Regions from separate parts of the Homo sapiens genome. Here region 2 is linked to region 1. Evidence: chromatin contacts called from ENCODE Hi-C or POLR2A ChIA-PET data. All regions are on one chromosome and are shown on one strand. The core of a region is the stretch at or near the end of the contact, and the rest is flanking DNA. Distances in the headings are between cores, read along the strand shown.

Region 1 (2,629 bases), core at 85-2,584:
CTCTCTTTACTCCTCCTCCCTCATTCTCTCTCCCTTCCACCCCTTCATCTGGAAAAATCTCCCTTTAGTCACTTTGGTATCTAATTTCTTGGCACTCCAGTGACCTCTGCCTCCTATATCTGCTTTGTCCTCTGATCCTTCTCCTGGCATCCGCCTTGGTGGCCAGCAGTTCTTACTGGACAAAAACATCAAACCCTAAGAGCCTGAAGTAGTTACTTAAGCAAATAGGACAAGCAACTGAACTGAGTTTTTCTTCTGGGAAAGCTTTCTTCACACAGGTACAGAAATAGGCTAAAGGTCAGGAAGTAGGGTGAGATATTTTAGGAGTCATTTGGGGTTTCCAGAATGAGATAAAGATTTTAACACTGAACCCTAAATATTTTCTTTCTTAACATCCAAAGTATGTTCAAACAGAAAAAAGATTAGATTCTATTTATTATGTAAATTACAAACATTAGGACACATTTCTCTTAATATCTTCTTCCACGTATGCAATCCAACTGATATGGTTTTAAAAAAAATCTTAAACCCACATTCCAAACAAATAAGAAATAGGGTATAAGTAATCAAGTAATTATGAAACTCTAAGAATCAGCCACTGAAACTGTAAAAAAAAAAAATAAAGCTGACCTATTACAATACTAAAGTAATACAAAGTTTAATGTACCTTTTTGCACATAGCAGGCCTCAGTAAAAAGCTGTTAAATAAATACTTTTTAAAAATGGAAAACACACCAGAATCATAATGGACATATTGGCAATGTCCTTCTCAATAAAAACTAAAGAAATGATCTAGATTTGATGTTCCTAAAAGGTAAAATAGGAGCAGGATTTAGCTGTAGTTTTCTAGCAATGCCCTTTTTAAGTAATACAGCCTCAGGGCAATCCCTTAATTAATATTTTCCGCTGTTTGAAGTAGGTATTTTTATCTCCATCTTATAAATGAATGAAATGGACCTGAGCATGATTAAATAACTTGCCCAAGGTCACACAGCTAGTAAGCTTCCACACTAGTACTTAATTCCAGTATGTTCCTCCTGAAAGCCCACACTCATTCTCCATCACCACCCTGTGAATTGGTTTAAAAAAAATAAGGGTCACTATGATGGTCCTTGTGGCAGAACCACACTACAGAGAGAGGCTACACCAGAAAGAGGAAGGCCTCTAGCTTTTTAAAATTCTAATCAAGAACAGAGATTTACTCTCCTTGGACAATCTTTAACAGAGGCTTATATCCTTCATTAAAACCTTAGAAGCCCTGTGATATCATGTTGCTAAGAAGAGGCTGCTTTCAGCTAAAGGGGAAAAAGAGTGTAGGGGAGGGGCTTCTCAGTGAGTCACACATACCCGGAAGTGAGTGGTTTTCTGAAATTCTCGTCTCAGGAAACCACCGACACTCTTAGCAAGGAAGCTGAACCTCCTGGGTTTTGCCAACACATTTTTCCATAGTTTGGTAAAGAAAGAAACCTCAAAAGTATGTCATTTCCCCCTATTTTCTCTTTGAAACTAAATTTTACCGGTCCCTTCTTCACCCCCTTAACAGTGACGTTTTTGAGCCACAGCGAAATCCATTTTTTGTCCCTTTCTCTTACTTTTGAATTATCTTACTTGTAAAGTGCCAATTCAGAGCATCTTTACCCTGGCTTATTGTTTTTTCCAGTTCTACATGTGGTTTTACTTCTTTATAAAGTCAAGTAAGAGGGTACTTTAGGACTGAGGTTTCCATCCAAGTACTCCGGTTTTCTCTCCAGATATGAAGTAAGTTTTCAGTAATCCATTCATGATCCCCAGGCTAGTGACTAATGCTTATGACTAATAGCACCATGATGACTGTTAAGACCGAAACTCAAAACTTGCTTCCGGAACAAAAGAGAAAATGCCTTTGGTCATTTTCATCAGAACTCTTTGTCTCCTTCTGATTCTTGGCCCAGGGATCCAAGGATTGTTGTAAATAAGTAGCATGAGGTTCTCAATTAGCAGTGTGTGAGTTCTCTCTCATAAGCAAATTAGGAAAATTAATGAAACAGCCACTAAGGAAAATCATTGCAAGGAACAATTAGCAGGGTGTCCTTGCCTGCCTCTTCTATTCAAAAGCCATCAGCTACATTCTTTATAAAAGGTGCTTTAAGTGTTTGCTGTTGATTCCTGCAATCTAAGCTCTCAGGAGCATGGTTTGTTCCCTAGCAAGAAGATAATAGCCAGCACAACCCAAGGAAGACCCCATGCTTTGCTAAACCTGCCAACCCTTATACGGTTAGACATTACTGCACACTGCAGAAGCCTCAGTTCTCACAGGCTCATGTGTTGGGCTGCACAGCGCTGTTGTCAGCTCTACAAGAGGCTAATGTTGCAGTGCGCCATGACCTGGTTTCAGTAAACTTTCAGGAAGAGTGAACGAGGGAGTCATGGAACGAGATCCTGAGAACAGCGTTTGCTTAGTGTAGAATTCCTAAGCATCCAATTTTGGCTCCCTTAAAAGCTATGGTTGAGAGGGGTGAAGGGTGGCAGGAAAGAATTTGATTTCCAACTGTATTGAATCAGATGTGACTTATACTTGTTTATTTTTAATATTTTATCAGCATCTTTACAGTTCAAGTGGATGAAAACAGAAGATACATGCAAAACCTGA
Region 2 (2,629 bases), core at 53-2,552, 1.0 Mb after region 1:
TTCAACCCTCTCATTTTATAAATGAGGAAGCAGAGGTCCAAAGAGATTAAGTAAGTTGCTTCAGGCCATAGAGCTAGTCAGTGTCAGGGGCTACACTGGAATCTATAACTCTGATTGTCCAGTACATTGATTCCACTAATAATGTGGAATGTATATTAGAATGTAAATAAAATGTTTTCCTTGTAAACCATGAAATTAGAAGAGGAACAGCTGTGAGCATTGAATGAAATGATAAATGTAAAAACAGGTAGCACATTACCAAGTACTTGTGATGTACCCAGTAAAAGTTATTCATGCTCGTATGTCTTCCCTCTAATTAGAAAAGTTATGATGATACATTCCAGATATACTCAAGATTCTGTTTGAGAAGTGCTACCAGCACTAACGAGACTAGCACCTGTGTAACATTCCAAGATCCCATACCATTTCCCACCAAATTAACTTTAATTTAATATTTAATGTTTCAGTATATTTCTTTTTGATTTCTTTATAATTACATATGTACGTATCAAAAAACATTATATTATTTTATATGCTTTAAACCCTATATAACATGCTATTATGTATTTCGACAACTGCTCTTTTTTACATTCTGCATTATGTTTAGGGGATTTATTTAGGTTGATTTAATTACTTCTAGCTTATTCATTCCTTTTCATTGCTGTACAACATTCAGGTCCATGAAGATTCACAATGTAATCACCTGATCTTCTATTAATAGTCTTTTATAGGTAGTCTGCTACTTTTTCCATACAAACAATCCTGCCATAAACATTTGTGTATGTTTCCTTGTACATATGTGCAACAATTTCTCCAGGGTATAGTATTAAGAATGTAATTGCCAAGTTGAAGATATATGCATCTTCAACTTAGCTAAATATTGCCAAACTACTGTCCAAAGTTGGTTATGCCAATATAGATTCCCACTTGCAGTGTGTAAGAGATCCTGTTGATCTACATCTCTGCCAAGTCTTGGAATTGTCAGACTGACATTTTTAGCAATCTGAAGGGTGTGAGATTACATCTTATTGTGATTTTAGTTTTCATTTCCTTAGTTAATAGTGTTAACAAATCCACTGAAAAGGAAACAAAAATGTTTTAAATTAAAGAGACTTTGTTGCAGCAAGCAGTTTGCAAACCAGGGAGATGCAGCCTTCAGTACAAAACAGAGGTACACTCCGCCAGAACAAAGACAGAAGTTGCTTTTTATAGAGAAAGTTGTCACCCAGGTTTCCGCTTGTCTGCTGTGCAAATAAGGGGTGGCTGATTATTTGTTCTGATTGGTTGATGTTAAGATTTATCACAGGTTACAGTCTAGTGGTTAGGTCCAGGTGCCAGAATCTAGTGGTTAGGTCCAGGAACTTTCTGGCAGTGTTGATTGAGGCAGTGTAAACAGGAACAGATAGCTATGAGAGTCCCAAAGTTCCCCTAGCCTGTGGTTTTTCTGAGAATGCAGGATATGTGTGTGGTCTCTAGTCAGCAAATGGATACTTGGCTGCATTTTGAATTTAAGCCCAATTAGTCGCTCAGGATCCACCTTGAAGGATTGGCTGTTTTGGAGTTGACAACAGAAAGGATAACCAACTTTTCACATTTATTGGCCTTTAGTGTTTTCTTCTTTTTTGAATTGGCCACTGGTATTTGCTGCTCATTTTTAGTGGGTTACTTACATTTATTTCATATTGAGTTTTAGAAATTTTAAAGAGTTTATGGTCTGGTAATTACTCCTTTGTGGGGCCTAATGTGTGAAAATACCCTCTGCCAATTTATGCTTTGCCTTTGAGCTGTCTATGTTGTCTTTTGTTGTGAAGAAGTTTTAAATTTTAATATTTATTTGTCTTTATATTTGGGTATTTTTAAGAACCCATTTTCCATGTTAAGGTAACAGAAGTATTCTCTGACATCTATAAATATAAAATGTTTACTTTCCATATTTCTGCCTTTGGTCCACCTGGAATTCATTTGTGAACATTGGCTGGAGTAGGACTCCAAGTTATTTACCTCCTATTAAGTTAATACATCCTATTGAGATAGAACCCAATTTTTCCAGGACTATTTCTTGATTCATTTCCCCACTGCTCTGTAATGTGATATCTATGTAATTCTGTTCCTTGATTTAATTAATTCTATTTATTTGTTTATCCCTGCCCTAATACCATGCTGTCATGATTTCTGTAGTTTTATAATTAATATCTTAATCTCTCGTAGGGCTAGTCACCCTTTATTCTAGTTATAGTGTGAATGTTGACTTCTCATATTAACACAAGCAAAAGTTTCAGACATGTTTCAGACCTCATGAAAGACTGTCAGATAACTAGTCAGTACGGGGTTGTGGCAAAAGCATGGAGTACTGACTCAGGGACCATGAGAAGTGGTGCAATATTCACAAACGCTCTGGGGTTCAGTTTCCTCATCCTTAAAAATGAATTAACATGGATTGGCTTGTAAAAGTTGCTATTTTGAGATAGTGAGGGCAGGAAGGATGATGGAAAAGAGGAAGGTTTTTACAAAACAAGGAAGTACTCCATTTTAGGGGACCTCTCTGGGTAGGTATCTATAGCTAGAGAGGGCACAAATGGGCCTCTGGAAAGGACAGACCTGGCAGATCATGTTTAAAACATCTGCAGAG

Evidence for each region. A loop is a pair of places that touch in the nucleus more often than their neighbours do. ChIA-PET counts read pairs that join two places held with the same protein, here RNA polymerase II (POLR2A). Pooled maps may share reads with other maps.
Region 2: a loop to region 1 is called in a map of naive thymus-derived CD4-positive, alpha-beta T cell, with 13 times the contacts of the local background. The contact joins two enhancer-like sites. A Hi-C loop is called at or near these places in 1 of 168 maps with a recorded cell type or tissue (naive thymus-derived CD4-positive, alpha-beta T cell) and 8 of 50 pooled maps. POLR2A ChIA-PET finds 5 or more read pairs at or near these places in 1 of 52 experiments (T-cell).

What each region holds. Positions count from the first base shown.
Region 1 is chr6:129,489,322-129,491,950 of GRCh38, forward strand. It overlaps LAMA2 (laminin subunit alpha 2), which reads left to right. Exons shown (of 65, transcript NM_000426.4): 57 at 2,580-2,629. Among named protein-coding and RNA genes, the nearest start is that of ARHGAP18, 220 kb to the right of the region's middle. RefSeq lists an enhancer at 1,251-2,450. Within about 2 kb of position 1,335, at least 21 of the 41 ENCODE cell types and tissues checked have a DNase peak (open chromatin) inside an H3K27ac peak, as active enhancers do.
Region 2 is chr6:130,512,594-130,515,222 of GRCh38, forward strand. No RefSeq gene overlaps it. Among named protein-coding and RNA genes, the nearest start is that of TMEM200A, 150 kb to the left of the region's middle. RefSeq lists an enhancer at 1,394-1,543. Within about 2 kb of position 1,303, at least 8 of the 41 ENCODE cell types and tissues checked have a DNase peak (open chromatin) inside an H3K27ac peak, as active enhancers do.